2 separate regions of the Mus musculus genome follow, and region 2 is linked to region 1. A link is a loop called in an ENCODE intact Hi-C map of the cell type or tissue named here. Cell type or tissue: heart. All regions are shown on one strand.

Region 1 (8,000 bases):
CCTGGGGATCTAATTCACACCTTCATCTTCATGTAAACAAGCCCTCTGCCAGTGAAGCTCTGCTCACATCCCTGGCTTGATGTAATTGTTTGTTTTGTTTTGTTTTTTGGTTTCTTTTTGTTTTTGTTTTTCGTTTTCTATTGCATGGAATTGAGCATGGGCTTCTGTTCCCTTGATATTTAGATTCTTTCTTTCCCTTGTTCTGTCTCTCCTGTATCTATGCCTGTGTGTCTGTCTTTTTGAGTCTGTCTATGTCTGTGTCTGTCGGTCTGTCTGTCTGTCTGTCTTTCTCTTGTGTAACTGTGTGTGTGTCCCTGAGATTGCTACCAAGCTTCAGGCATATGGGAGTTCCACATGTAGCCCCTGGGTGTCCTCCTCCACCTCAGCTTCATGTTCAGTGCCTGCTCCATCTCATCTGTTGTACTAGTCCCAAGTCTCTAAACCTTCCTGGACTGCCTGGTGTCTGCCTGTCATGTCACTGATGAAGCAGAACAGCCTGGTTCAGTGCCCATCAGCTTCAAAGGATGGCTCTATTCCCAGGTCCCTGGCCTCTCGCCTTTCTTCCTACTTGACAATGATTGGATTGTGGGATGTCCCATGGACTTGGACTTGGGCTGGAGGTGAAGGAATCCAAAGTATTGTGTTCCTGGATGCTATAGGCAGAGCTGTTGTGTGGTAGTCTCTTTGGAGCCAGCCTCAGGCCAACTGATGTCCTCCCTGGGAAAGAGCAAGAGAGGAACAGAATCCAACAAGCCTAGAAAGAACCCACTAGGCTTCCCTGGTTTATTTGAGAACCAGCAGGAGCTTTGGTTAGGTGGTCCTAGCTTCAGGGCTTACAATGAGAGTGGCTATTACTCAAATCATATCCATTGATCCCCTACCTGAAAGCCTATGTTCACATTAATTCACAGGGTGAAGAACCTGCTTAGTAATACACAAGGAGCAGTCTGATGGAGAGCTTCACTCATGGCATCCCAGTCCGTGGCTTCACCCATCACATCTTTGTCTGGCCTGTAGGTTATCGTCAACAGAGGCTTGCTTGCAGGAGACTTGCTGGGGATTTCACACACCTTTTAGGTATTAACCAAGCAGCCTGGAGTTCAACACCCAATCTAAAAGCTGTGGACAGAAAGAGGAAAGAAATGAGTATGGTTATCAGGGACTTGGAAGCCCTGCAGTGACAAAATACGGAGCAAAACAAGTGCCCAAAGTATGAAGCAAAAGTGCACCACCAGGAGCGAACTGACTGATCCTGTGGTGCCAGTGATCCCATTGTACCTTGCATTTTTCAAATGAACTGAAGTGTCTGAATGAGCTGGCAGAGCTGAGAAGGATGCACCCGAGTGCCCAGTGGACTCAGCCAGGAACATCACCAGATGTTGGGGATCCACACCCAAGGGTCCCTATGCTTCCACTCTAACCGGGGCTGGTGCTGTTGGTTACACTGCTTCAAGCAATCTGGAGCAGAGGTGGAAGGTCCAACCTGGGAGGGTTTGTGTGTGCCCAGCTCGAACGAGGTATTCTGTGGGAAAGCAGACGTGAGCAGGGCAGCAGAGGTGGTGGTGCAGGGAAGAGGTGAGCAGCACTCTGGAGTCAGTCCACACTAACTCAGTGCACAGCCTTAGGGCAACACACTTATTTTGCACTGTACCTCAGTTTCCTGCCTGTAAAGTAGGTATCAAGTTATCAACCCTATTTATGAGCAATGCTTTACAGTGCTGAGCACATCCTCCAGTTCCCAAATACATGCATTGGCATGAACTGACTTGAATGGAGGGGACAGGCTAGTGAACTATGCAGTAAGGTTGTGAGGTCCCCACAACAATTGGCCTCCACAGATGGGAGAGATAAGACTATGAAAGACATGGAAGAGGTCTCCCTTGAAAGATGAGAAATATTTATTGATGTTATTTCTTCATTTTGAGGAGCTAGGAGTTGTACCCAAGCTTGGCAAAGGCTGGGCAATTGTTTTCATCCCATAGGCAACAGCTCCATCATGTTTTAGATGATCACCTGAGAGGAGTCTGACTGATCCTAATTGGGGAAAACAAATCCATGTTCTTGATCACACTTTTCCCTCTACCCCCACTGTGATCACTTTAATGAGCCCCAGCTGAACCTCAGGCTGGCTGCATGACTGTAGTATACAAGGAAATCTGCTGTCAAGGAGAGGAGAGGAAACCAAGGAGCCTGGAGTAAGTCTCTGAGCCAGTGGCAAGGGACTGCCTGTAAAGATAGGAGCCTCTGTTTGCAATTCCCAAAAAGCCCCAGCCTTCTCCCTAGCTTGGTGTGGGTCCAGGGCCAGACAGGCCCCTGGAGGTAGCATGGAGGCAGCCTCCTGGCCATAGAAAAATGGTAGACACAACCCTTTCCCTGAACACAAGCTGTAGGTTGGTAATGATGTTGACTCTTAGTGTTGTTGAGCACAAGCTTCCCCTCTGACCTGACCTGAGTAACTTTACTTACTTAGAGGCCTATTGTCCAAAGAGTTGCCATAGAAGACAGCAGCTTAGGAGCCTCTATACTGGTGGAGTGCTACCTTGGCCAGTAGGAAGGGGAACTGTTTCTGCTGTTCCTCCCTGCTTCCCATAGACCTGAGTCTAGCCTTCCTGGCTCACTGACTGCCCATAGCCTTCTGTAACTAATAATGTCCTTCCTATTTCCTAATGGCTACCTGTGGCTAACTTTATAAGAGACCACTAATAAGTACCTCCTCTTGTGCCACAGTTTTGGTCATGCCTGCTTTGTACCCACTCCATGAGAACTCATATTACATGGTCCAGAAGAGTGCATCTTCATGGAACTGACAGTGTCACTGATAGAGGTCTCGCATTCTTGTCTGTGCTGATCTTTAGCTTCTGGGTTTCTGTGTAACCTTGCCTTTGCTTTTCAAGAAGTTAGGACTCCAGACAAGCCTCGCTGTTTATTTTAAAGAAGAAAGTGTGGCCTAGAGAGCCCAGCTATATTGCTGTGATTGGTAATGCATTTGTATACTTGCTGTGTCATAGTTAACTTCTGAAGCGCTTCAGACAATGAAGCCAAGCAACACAGAGCAGAGTGCCTGGAGCTTCCTTTGGACTGAGGAAGAAGGAGAAGGTGACCTGTCGTTTGTGGGAAGAGGAACGGAAAGCCATCAAGGTCCCTCAGAGGGGGCTGAGGAGGTCCAGCATTGGTGTCAGTTTGTGAAGATCATGCAGAACCATGCCAGAAGGGTGAGGGGTCTGCACTCCATGTTGAGAACTGTAGGTCCTCGAGGCAAGAAGTGGATGGAGGTGTCTCAGGCATCAAGAGGAGACCCTGAGGGAAAGAGGAGGTCGGCCTGCAGAGAAGCTTTGCATTTTGTTGTTTGTCTACTTGTTAAGTGTGGAGAATGGCTTTCCCATGGGGCCAGAGCCCGAGCAGTAGACTCGACCACACTTTTTATTTTCTTTAAAGCTCTTGCATGTCTGCTGTAGTGTTGCATTTTTGCTATATAAGCCCATGTCATCTTACCCACTTTTAGTAAAGGCTGCTACAGACATGAAGGCCTTTGTGCATATTCCTTTGTACAGGAATGATAGAATTCCACACTTGTTAATAGATCACAGACACCAGCAGCTGGCGTGTCCTGGAGCAGGTACACAAAGTAACAAGTGCACACCAGGGAGGCACACACTGGGCAGGTGCACATGAGTAAGGCTCGCTGAACCATGGGAACAGCAACAGGCCAGCGCTAAAGGTCCTCTGCTAACACTTTACAGTGCTACTGACTAAGAGTACAGGATATGGCCAACATTCCTCAAACACTACAGAGTACCTGCCAGTTAAAGCACCTACTGGAAAGCCCTTGGAGGCAAACTTCCAGCCAGCATCACTGTTTTATCCAAGAATAAGTGCATTAGAAACTACCCAGGCCCTGCAAATCTTTGGTCATCTCTCTGCCGAGTCTCCAGCAGGGGGCTCCTTGTTCAGTTTCTGAGTGCACAACCCTGTGTACTTAATCGAAGAAAAGGACTCAGAAATCATTGTATTAGGTCTGAGGAGGAGGAGTGGGGGCAATGGATTCAGGCAGGGCCTGCAGTAAGAGTATGAACCTTACTTAGCAACTCAGGAGCACAAATTTAGCACTTGACACAGAAGTAAAATGGCTTACTGATCAGCAAGCTGCCCAGGACAAGCTTATGGTCAGAAATCACAATGGCATGACTGATAAGCTCATGTGCCACTCTAGTAGGTCACACCCAACAGCTACACTCCCCGGGCACTAGGACACTCTGTCTGCTCTCTGGTACATTCCATCCTTGCAGGGGGCCCTTCCTCCATGGGAAAGCACTGGTGTCTGAGGCTGGCATCCACATTAATAGGAGTTGGATGACATTAAAAGAGTGTGTACTTCTTTAAGTCCTGTGCCCAATATAAGGCTCTGGTTCTCCCAAGGATCAAGAAGCCCAATTTCTAGACATTTATTAGCAGTAATCTCCTCTCTACAAATAATTTATCTTTGACAATTTTATACATGTATATATGTTGAACATAACCACCTTGAATTCTGGCCAGTACTTCCCTTCCCATCTTCATAGCTTTTGTCTTTTTCTTTCTTTGGGGCCCAAGATGTCCCATTGCATCATGCTGAAATGTCAGGAGCACTCATTTATTCCACAATGCTACTGAGCATCTTACTCATGTCAACTGCTCTACTCTGCTAAACTGAACTAGTCTGGAGTTCAGAGAGGTCTGATGCAGAAGCCCCGCCTGTACCTGCTGCATCTCCCACTCCCGCTCCTGAGCAGGGTTTGGGGAGGCCTTGCCTGGATGACTGCGCCTGCCCTCAGTGGACACCTTCCTCCCTGTACCAGACTCTGGAAGGACAGCATATTCTTATTTGGGTTGGGAGTTGGGGACATGACTGAGAGGAGAGTTGGGGCTGAGAAGAGAAGCTGTGGTCAGCCCTGTGCTGAGACATGGTGTGTATAGGGAAGGAAGAGTTGGAGAAGCAGGAGTGTGATTTGCTGTCAGTGGTAATGGAAAGGTTTTGGGGCTAGGGGAGGTCAGCTGCTGCTCTTCACAGGGAGATGAGGATGACCATGGCGAAGTGACCAGTTATGATACAGACCCCTGTCTCCTTTTCAAATAATAGGACCAAACCTCTCTGTTTTGATAGACACATGGTCACTCAGAATAACACCACATCTCCCATCCTTTCTTGTACTTAAAGGTGACAACATTTGGCTAGTGAAGGCCAGTAAGCAGAAGCAGAATTTTCAGGGGTGACCTGCAAAGAAGAGGGCGTCATCTTTATTCATTCTAAGAAGCTGACTGGAATGTTCTATAATGACTGGTTTTAGTTGTTTTAGACTTGTGTTTGTGCATCGACACACCTCACTGGATGTGTGGAAGCCAGAGGACAATTTGTAGAAGTGGGTTCTCTCCATCTATGTGGGTTCTGGGGATCAAACTCAAGTTCTCAAGCTCTGTGTCAATCATCCTTAGTCTCTGATCTCTCCAATCCTTGGCTGGATTTCGTGTATCTATTTTGGACTAAAATAATGTTAGGAATGGGTGCTCCCCATGGTTAAAGCAAGAAGATAAAAGGATCTTGGATCCTCGATACCATAGTCTTATCATAGCTCTGGATAGATTCCATATGATAAAGAAAAGTGTTATTTCAATCATTTATATTTTAGATTATTTTTTAAAATTAGAAACCAAACAATTCTAACCCAGTAACAAATGTGAAGGCATACAGTAAGGCATGAGAAGTGGCAGTCATAATGACAGTAGTGCTTTGCTTCTTGAAGCAGGGCCTTGGGTAGCCCAGGAGAGCCTAGCCCTCAGCATCTTGCTGAGCGCTGGTATCAGGCTTGTGCTACCCACCACACAAGGCTCTTCCTGACTTGGAGGCGCTCTTCAGTTACAAAGCACTTCCAGATACACTTTCTTGCTTGACATCCACAGCTGCATGAAAATACACTACAGTGTTTCATGGGCGAAGACATGGAGGCGCAGAGAAATCAGTAGCTAACCCACCTGGTGAGTGAGCTGAACCCTTTCTCCTCCCACTGACCTGGTTCCTCAGCCAGAGCTCATTAATACAGGGGACGGGGAGGGGGAGAGGGGAGGGGGTGGGGGGATGGCAGGCCAGGAAGGTTCAGGGTTTGCCTGATGCTGGATATGAGAGCTCACCTCAGGAGAGCGCAGATGCCTGGAACTAGAAAACTATAAGGAAACAGTTTTGGGGCAAAGGGTAGATCAGTGGGAGACTGTCAAACATGTGAGGCCCTGGGTTCCAACCCCAAGACTTGGAAAATAAAGAAGAAAGCTCTTCTTTATTTTTTTCTTTTTTCTTTTTTTTCCTTCTTTTTTTTTTTTTTTTTTTTTTGTACAGCAATCACCTTTCGTAAAGTAGTTCTGCTGTTGTAGGGGTGATGTGGGGCACAGGAGGCCGTGGAGAGTAAAGAGAAATGAACAGCAGAAGGGGATTGGAGGGAAATGTGTTTGCCAGCTGGCGGGCTCGCAAGCCCGTTTTAGAAGTAATCAGGAGTCATCAGATGCTTAGCCCGAGTCTGCTGAGCGTCTTGTGACCCTGTAAATGTTTTCTTGGTATCAAAGGGATCTGCTTCTCTCTGCAGTCCTCCCTCCTCAGAGGACAGCCTGGGACTTTTTGGGAGTCTTTCCTCTTTGGTGACAACTTTGCTGACTTCTTCCAATTCCTTTCTTGAAATCTAGCCCTGAATCCTGAAGTGGACACTAGGAGTGGTGGTATATGCCAGCTCTTAGGGGAAGTGGGTACCCAGGTCCTCACTGTCCTAACACAGGCAATAGTATGATTGTGTTAGTCAGAATGTGGAAGCCAGGCCTTAAGCAAGCTATGTGCCTCCTCCTCAGGTTCTGTTCTAAGAAACAAAGAGCCCAGAAAATTCCATTCTGTACAGCCCTACCATAGCCCCTGTAACCTTGAGTCGCCCACCCCAGCTTGGCTCTGGAGGCACATTAAAGCAAGCCTCGCCCCTCCCAGCTGTGATCTGCCCACTTGCTCTTTCTCTTCATCTCTGGTCTGGGATTCCTGGCTGTGCTCCCTGGCTTTGATATTTGCTTCTAAGTTCTCTGGTTTGGCAACTCATCACATTCCCCCCATGGCTTTGGAGGCCTCTGGATTTTGTTGGTCAGCCCTCTGCTGTGTCTCCTCCTCTGATTTTATGTCCTTCCTTGGCCTTGCATGAGGAACATTCTGGTTTGGGCTCTGCAGAATCCTACAGCTACGTCAGAGTTGGAAGTGGCATTGAGATAACTTGTGGTAGGGAGCAAGGAAGACCCCCCACTTCTGCCTGTGGCCACAGTTGCTCCTCTTGTGAGGGAGACACAGGCACAAGGCACCCACCCCTGTTGACAGCAGAGCTGTAACATCAACCTAATATTCAAAGCACCAGGCCTTGAGCATCCCACAAATCGTTTCTGAGCACACAGGAAGTGTCTGGCTCTGTTCCAGTTCCTTGAGACATGGCTGTGAAGAACACCAAAGCCTTGCAGGCAAGAAGACTGCATTCTAATTGGAGGAGTCATACAGAAGAGAAATAAAATCAAGGCAGACCTCCCAATAATTTCTCTTGCTGAGAAGTGTTGGCATAGAGTCTTGAGTCTGCCTCCATACTTAGGAGCATGGTCGCATGCACATGTGTTCAGGGACAGACACACACACACACACACACACACACCTCACCACTGGAAATTCAGAATAAACACCATTGCTCTAAGCCTTCCTTAGCTAATCTGAGTCCTGCTGTTACTTGGGAAAAGGGAGGGGGGTGGGTTGCGGGTAGGAGGTGTACACTGGAGGGAATGGAGGAGCCGCCCCTGGCTGGAGGTCAGTTCCAGGTCTTGTTAACTGGAATGATGTGCAAGATCACTTGCACAGGTGGAGAGGAACAGTTTTCAGGGCGAGGAAGGATGGTTCTGGGTCAGCTGGTGCGTACTTCAGGAGCTTTCTGGGAATACAAAGCTGCTACTCATTCTTTAAGTCTTTG
Region 2 (8,000 bases), 200 kb after region 1:
GGGGGCAGGTGTGACACCCCCACCCATCTTAGTGCCACATGGGACACTACAGCCCATTTCAACAGGTGGAGAGACACTAGCTTCTGAGAAAGCTGATGGGCCTGGGAAGGGTGTGCATCAGGGGAGCCTCCCTGAGCAGGCGCCCTTTCCTCCTGGGGGTAGTGAGCCTGTCTTTAAGGGCTGTGTTGGAACAACACAGGGTAGGTGGCAAACAGTCCTTGCCCTTTGCTCTCTAGGACCGGCATCTTCCTGCACCCTTCAGTGAAGCCCAGGACAGATCCAGATTGAATCTGCTCACCCTTGAACCCTACCAACCCCATGTAGAGAGCAAGGCACTGATTCCATATGCCAAAGCCAGACCCCAGCGTCCCATCAGATGAGTCATACTCCAACAAAGGCACCAGGACCCTCCCAGAGACAAGAGGACAGCAAGCCCCGAGTGCCACCGCACACACACACACACACACCAAGCACAGTATTCTTAGTGTCTGTACAGAACTAGCCCATGCTGGAATCATCAAAATGTAACTGGGTTGTAGGTTGCAGGTGCCTTATGCAATGTTTATTTGGAGGAAAATTAGGCTTAGAAATATGGGTGTGATCTCCCTGTCACCCCTGAGCTGGGGACTGTGGAGTGGAGCTGTGAAGAAATTGGAGCTTGTGAGGAGAACAACATCCAGTGAAGAATGGCCAAGGAGTGGTCCTATTCAGTTTGAAATTCTGCACACACTCAACAGGCAGCCAAGCTGCCGAGGCCACCAGTCAAACCAATGGCGCTTACAACGGGCTGTGCCCATGCGAGAAGTGCAGAGCTCAGCTCCGAGGGTGGGAGGGGAGCAGTGCCCGTTCCCTCCAGCTAGAGTGACTTTCACTGTGAGACAGATGAGCAGCAGAGGGTGACTCAGAGGTGAAGGATGTAAAAGCCCTTTCCTAGGCCAGGAGACTTGGGAGAGAGCGTTGCTAAGTACACATGCTCAAATATTTAAAGGCCTGTCACACTCGTTCCTGGTGAGCCTCTCGGAAATGAGGACTGATGCATGTTAGCCACAGGGAAGTGGGATCTACAGTTAATAGACTCCTTCCCTGGAGTTATATGGAGGGAACTGGAATGCAGACTGCAGGCAAATGCTCAGATCAGATGTAGGGGGGCGCTTCATGGCTGCCTCCCCTCTGGCCCTAGCAAATCTCTGCAGCCACCATCCTCCTGCTGGCTGGGTGACTTTGGCAGAAGACTCTGCCTTTGTCCTTTCTTTTCCATGGGTATGGAGTTGGAAACGTGCTCCCCGGCTCCCCTCCTCACCAGCCAGCAGCCCGTCTGCCTCTCTTTATGGCTATGAGAATGAATGAGCTGCAGAGAAAGAGGGCCGCTTGCAATACAAAGTAGTAGCCCCTCTCCCACCCTGGTGAGTGGAGCGAATCCTCTCTGCTCCCCACTGCAAAGTTCTTAGCAGGTTGTCCTCTTTCAGGGCCAGGCAGGGCTCTTAAAAGGAGCCAGTGTGTCAGGTGGTGCAATTAAAATTGTCAGGATTGTCTCTCTTTTTTGCCTTATCTGCTAATTTATTAACTGCCATTATGTCTTGGGCACTGGGAGCCCTCGTGTTCCCATGTCTCCTGCTGTCCAAGAGGGGTTTCAGAGGCCCGGGGATGGTGTAGCGCTGCTGCTGGAATCTACACTCAGAGACCATGTCTGCAGCAGCTCTCTTCAGGTATAGGAGGTAGTGAGGCTGAAAAGGCCAGTGGTGTGCAGGGCTGTGTGCTAGGCTGGGAACACCATGTTAGGAGTTCCTGACGGGGTACTGGGGCTTCCAGGAGTGGAGAGGCCAGGGTTTAGAGGGAGCTTCTTTCTTGAGTGGGAATGTGGATGTGCATGTGCCCCCGTTCCTGAGCTCGCCCACCCACTCAACCCCCTACCCACCCACCTACCCACCAGTCGCTGAAGAAACATTCAGTGTTCCAAGTATTTTCTGGGTCCGGTGGTGGAAGGACAATGGAAGAGCACGAGTCTGATCCTCAAAAGGAGCTGTTTTTTTTTTTTTTTTTTTTTTTTTTTACGACAGAAGCCTTGGGAGGGGGCTAGCATGAACTCATGACCACGCCCTGGATCAGTCCACTCTGGGAGGGCCCATCTTTCCCCTTGTGAAGGGCTGGGTGGGTGGAGGTGATATGGAGTCTGACTAGATGGGGATAGAGTACCCAGACATGGGTGAATTTGGAGCAGCCGTGGCCCTGGAGAAATGGGTGCCTGTGTGGATGTCCTACCTGGGGGCAGAAATATGCGTTAACTTGACCAGTCAGTCAGTATAGCCAACCTGAAGATGAGATGTGGGCGGTTAGTATGTGGCTAGCAGTGAGGGGAGTTTGGTTGCAGGGCTAGCTTGGCCTGTCCACATTACTTTGGGGGCCTCCGTTTACCTGCTAGGCATGTGCTGGGTAAGTTCCTTGGAGACGAAGAAGCCTGAGACAGGCTGATAGACTCGTGTCGTCTAGGGAGCCTGCACCTTTCCTTTTGCAGGCCTAGGACAAGGTCCAGATGGCTGCAGTGCATGGACAAGGCTGGGGTGCCATTCTCGACCACGAAGACGTATCGTGAACAGGGCAGACCAACGTCCCAGCCTTGATGGGCTGGGTGCAGACATTAGGTTAGGGGTTTGTCTTATCAAGTTCGCATGTCGGTTTCTAAATGAAACTTTTGAAAGGCCCTTGGTTGAGTGAGCTAACAGAGGAAGCTTCTAGCTTAGGAGCCACCTTAGCTTGCCCTTGCTTAGAGACAGGTTCCAACCAGGACTGGACAACGTGAAGGAACTGAAGACCCCACTTGGTTGGTGCTTATACTGGCTGAATCCTGATACTCCTGAGTCACTCTGCCTCACCCCAGATTCTCCAGTCTCCGGTTCTATGGTCATCTCGGCTGAGACAACCCTCTGGTTTTAGAAGGGAATTTTCTCGAATGCCACCTACTAAGCTCTCTGGCATCCAGCTTTGGCTGAGCTGCCATGGCCTTATGCTTCCTGAATGGTCCCCACCATGGGAATAGGGGTGGTTCCTGCCCTCCTCCTGCCTCACCCTGGCCCCGGTATTCAGAATTTAGAGCTGGTTTCCTGTCTTCATGTCCCAACTGCCCAGGGCAGGCCTTGTTCCTCAACCCCACAGTAAACCTGTGTCAGAGGTCACCTCCTCTCTCTTGCCCACAGCCGTCTACTAGATGTGAGCTCTGGCCAGACCTAGCCTGAAGTCTCCCAGAGAGGCTGTGCCATCTTACCATCCTTTTCAGGGGCACCAGGGAGAATGGGAGTGCTCTCCCTAGCAGCAGTGTTCTTAAGGAATTAAGGGGCACCTGGCCTGCAGGGGGGCTCAAGACAGGGTTTTCAGCCTCTTTGGTATCAGGAGCTAAATAGTTCTCTGTGGTAATTTATTTTGAGCACTGTAGCTTGTTCAACAGTGTCCCTTGGCCTCTGTGTTCTACATGCCAAAAGCATTTTCCCTCTGCTCTCCCACTTCAGTTGTGACAATGGAGGTGTCTCCAGGTGTCCCCAGCAAGCAGGAACTCTCCTCTCTGAGATCCACGGGTCTAGGGGGCAGAGGCAGCATTCCTGAAGCTTGGCTTGGCCTGGGTTAGAAGTGAACAGATCAGAGGTCCAATCCAAACCACAGTTTAAAGAGGATCTGGCCTCGGGGAACTACACAAGACCTACGTGAGGACGGAGACCTTTTGAAAAAGGGCTCCAGCAGCTTTCTATAGGGTAAACTGAAAAGCAGGTCCAGGAGAGACAGACAGGTCTAGTGTGGCTGGGGGCAGGATGTCTGGGTGTCTATTACTGGCAGGCAGGTCTCCTAGGGAGTAGCAGACAGAGAAGGAGTAGCACCTGAAGCTACAGAGTGGGCTTTCATCCCAGCCTGGCAGTGTCTTTCAGGTCTCCCTAGGAAACCGAAGTCCCACTCTTTGTTTTCTTCTTGCCTGGAGCCTCAGGTGGGGCTGGGTCACGCAGTAGAACGTTTATGTCAACAGGAGACCTCCGCTCCCCAACCCCAAGGACATGGGTCACATTATGCATGCCTGTGGCACAGCAGGTTGCCCGAGAGAGCTAAAGGGGGCCCAGTGGGGATGGGAATGGATCTGGGGGCTTTGGAAGGAGACTGTCCAGGAGTCTGGCTCCCCTTCTTATGCTGGGACTGCCTGGATCTCAGCCCTCAGTACCTCAGGTGGGAAGTAAGATGAGACCTGAGTGTGGGGATTCAGGCTCCAAAGCCAATGCCTGCAAAGCCTAAAGACCGTGTTGAATGTCATGGGGTGTGAAGTCAGAGAACCAATTGGGAGAAACATGGCCCTGGGCGGGGGGGGGGGGGGGGGGCTCTGAACTGCTGAAGTTTCCCATGGACATTCTCAGGGTCACCACAGGAGCTCCCCAAGAATAGAGGGGACCCAGCAGACCTGTTTCTGATGAGCGGGATGGAGAAGACTCTGCCCTATAGGTGCCCTGGAGGCCAGCATCAGCAGCAGGATGGTGGGGCATCTTACAGCCCCAGGAGTCCCCAGGCCAGGCTCCTCCATCCCAAACGAATACCTGCCCTGGAGGGTATTCAGTTACTCATTCTAGGGTCCGATTTATAGAGCCATAAATCTTTGGTTCAAAATCATGAAATTTCCAGGGTATGATTAATGAAAGAAAAATTGAGACGGCAGCTCAGATTGAAGAAAGACTGGGTGACAGGCTGGATGCAAGTTTAGGGCATCACGGGCCAACCCAACACTCTTCTGAACCAGACTGGAGCGCCACCTAGTGGTCACAGAAGGCATTCACGCACGCCCATTCCTGCTGCAAGGTTTTGAGGTGATAGTGTCTCCCTCTGATCCTCAACATGGTCTCATTGAGGTCACTCTGGTGCAGAAGCCATTATGTGCTTCTGGTCCCCGTCAGCTCTTCAAAAAGCTCTATGTCTTAGAAATAGTGTGTGTGTGTGTGTGTGTTTGTGTGTGTGTGTAGTCTGGGCCATTCTGTTTTCCCATTTATCAGGATTCTCTTCAGTCCTCAAACCCAGCTCACTCTGAACACTGCCTGTGTCCCATGGGAACCATGTCTCATCGCTCCTGCATACTCACCTGATGTGTGGCCACCAGCTCTTCCCTAGTCACCGCAGGAGTCCCTGCTTGTGCTCTGTGCTCACTGCCTCTTGTCCTCAGTGGCCTCTTTGGGGAATAGCAGCTGTGATGCCTGTCAGAAGCATCTGTTATCTCGTGTCACATTCAGCCCTGAGGCAGAACACCCACGTCTTCCTACTACCTTCAAGGTCCTGTTCTATCTGTCCCCTGGCTGCGATCCCTCTTTTATCTTCTGTCTACCACATCCCACTGCGGTCATTCTGTGGCTGTCACATAGCGGCTTGTCCCTCCTTGGTGGACAGGCATGGTCCTAACTTGAGGCCTCTTAACTTGATGTATCCTTTTCGGAAGCATTCTTGCTTCTTTATATGGACACTCGATCATTTCATTTATCTGTGCCTGTATTGGTCATATGTGTGTGAGATCATGAGAATCTCCTTTCTGTCTAGGCAGGACTTTGGCCAGGGCTGGTCACTGCTTCCTCCTGGCCCTGGCATTTGATGGCCGTGTGCCTGGTTAGAGTCTGTAGGCTGTATGAGCGAAGGAAATGCAGATCCTAGAAGCCGATGCCCCTTCCCCTCACCCTGGGGGTTAATGAGTGTAGAATTCCCTGCAGTGCATGTTTCTTCCCTGCTCCCATGCTGTCCTCATTATACATAGCTCTGGCTGTCCTGGAACTCACTCTGTAGACTGGCTGGTCTTGAACTCACCAAGATCCTCCTACTTCTGCCTCCCAAGTGCTGGGATTAAAGACGTGAACCACCACTGCCAAAGTAGGATTTATTAGAGTCGTTTACAGACTGTGGTCCAACAATTACAACAATAGCCATCTCCTCTAAGAATCCAGTAGTTGTTCAGTCCACGAGTCTGGCTGTCTCAGCTGATTTTTCGTATATACCAGAATCCAGAAGAAACAAGCTCTAATGGCAGTGAAGGCATGCCTGCAATAGCGAGGGCAAGCAAGCAAAGAGCAAGCACTTACTTCTTCTATGTCCTTATATAGCTATGTAGCTGCCACCAGAAGGTGTGGCCCAGATCTAAGGTGGATCTTTTCACCTCAAAAGATCTAGATTCAGGGCGGGTCTTCCCACTTCAAATAATTCAGTAAAGAAAAATCCCTCACAGGTATACCCAGCCTCTTGAGTTTGAGTTAATTTTTGATGTGGTCACATTGACAGCCAAGAAGAAGAGCCATCATATTACTCCATGGAGAGGGATCTGCACCCTGGAGTGTGTGAGGTCACAAAGCCAGGGCAGGCAGAGCAGAGGAGAAGCCCACACCTGTGACTCTCGAGTCCTTACTTTTTCACTCTGTATGGAAAATTCTTCCACTTCAGGCCTCCCTCATGTCCACCTATCCTTTGGTGATTGCTCCCTCCAACTGGTGACTCTGACCAGGATAGTGATGGCCTCTTCTAAACTCTTGCAACCATTATTTGGAGCCATTGCATCCTGGTAGATGCTGCGTTTTTATTGCCCCCGTTCAGCTGGAATGGAGGCCCCTGGAAGGCAGGTCTCTAATGTGGCTGTAGCTTTTCTGGCACAGAACACTGTGTGTTGTCGGTACTCAATACATATTGGCTGACTGATGGATTGGCTCCACAGACTCAGCACGCTCCCAAGGAGCTGGGGTGGGAGTGGGGAGAGCAGAGAGTGTCAGCTCAATGGAGCATCAAACCGTGCGGGCGGGGAGGTTTGCAGCTGTGAGTGGGGTGTTCTCCTAGCCAGTGCTGCTGGCTTTAGTTATAGCTCAGGGGGCGCTGGTGGAGAGGGTCAGTTTACAGGCCCACTCGTTCTATGGATGGTGAGGTGTGTTAATTCTTATTGCTTTGATGAAATACCTGACAAAGGCAACTTCCAGAGAGTTTTTGTTTTTGTTTTTGGGGATTTTTGTGGTTCACAGTTTGAGGGGACAGCCCATGGGGCTGGAGAAGGTATGGCAGCAGGAGCTTGGAGAGAGCTGTTTACATTCTACCTTAGGGAACACAGAGACGCTCGCTCTCCACTCCTTTCTCAGCGTATTAACCCAAGGGATGGCGTTGCCCCCATTTAGGCTGGGTCTTCCTGACCCAATAAGGGCTTTCTGGAAACAGCTGCATAGATACACACAGAGGTGTGTTTCTATGGTGGCACCCACCAAGATGCCAATGAAGATGCCACCAACACAGGAGGACAGTGTGGCCTCCTATGTCCTGCCCCTTAGCCAGTCCATGAGCACCTTTTATCCCTTTACCCATGGACTTGCTTTCCAGACTTCAGAAAACAGGGGTTACGTGACCCTTCTGTTCAGGGTAGTGGGAAACACCCACTGAGGTTTTGGCTTTGAGAGCCAGTGACCTGGGTTCTCCCCCGTAGACCAACCAGTCATACCCAGACCCAGCCTCCCTTCTGAGCATGGGGTCCTCTCTGCCCAGAGGAGTAACCTGACACACATTTGTGTAGTTTTCTGGTTTCCCCCTTCGTCTCACTGAACACTGAAGTTGATCTTCAGAGAGACCTCATGAGGTATATGAAGCTGCCTCGTCCCATTTACTGTAGGGGAGACCGAGGCATGCAGTGACAAGGGGGCATGTCATAGGCTTTGGGTCTGTGACAGCGCCTGGCTTTTTATAATCATTTTGTATCTCAGAGTCAGTGGTGAGAGACATGCATGGGGTGGGGTGGTCTGGGAGATGAATGTAAGAGCTGTGCTGGTCTAACCAGTTTCTTCTTTCTCCAGCTCTGTGGCTGTGGGCTGCTTGGAGTGGGCATCTGGCTCTCTGTGTCCCAAGGCAACTTCGCCACCTTCTCCCCCAGCTTCCCCTCACTGTCCGCAGCCAACCTCGTCATCGCCATCGGCACCATCGTCATGGTGACGGGCTTCCTGGGCTGCCTGGGGGCCATCAAGGAGAACAAGTGTCTG

What was found. A loop is a pair of places that touch in the nucleus more often than their neighbours do. Peaks named below come from ENCODE experiments on the same cell type or tissue, not always from the same donor. Only the 100,000 strongest peaks of a DNase experiment are listed, where the experiment ranks them.
Region 2: a loop joins it to region 1, with 7 times the contacts of the local background. A loop is called at or near these places in 2 of 42 quality-filtered maps.

The regions. Positions count from the first base shown.
Region 1 is chr6:128,165,224-128,173,223 of GRCm38, reverse strand. 9330102E08Rik (RIKEN cDNA 9330102E08 gene) reads left to right here. Exons shown (of 3, transcript NR_077223.1): 3 at 912-3,524. Among named protein-coding and RNA genes, the nearest start is that of 9330102E08Rik, 15 kb to the left of the region's middle. In heart, a CTCF peak has its summit at 3,925 (motif pointing right); a DNase peak (open chromatin) is centred at 4,233.
Region 2 is chr6:127,967,090-127,975,089 of GRCm38, reverse strand. Tspan9 (tetraspanin 9) reads left to right here. Exons shown (of 7, transcript NM_001379136.1): 2 at 7,818-8,000. Among named protein-coding and RNA genes, the nearest start is that of Gm15870, 26 kb to the right of the region's middle. In heart, a CTCF peak has its summit at 4,775 (motif pointing left); a DNase peak (open chromatin) is centred at 4,779; H3K27ac peaks cover 1,523 bases.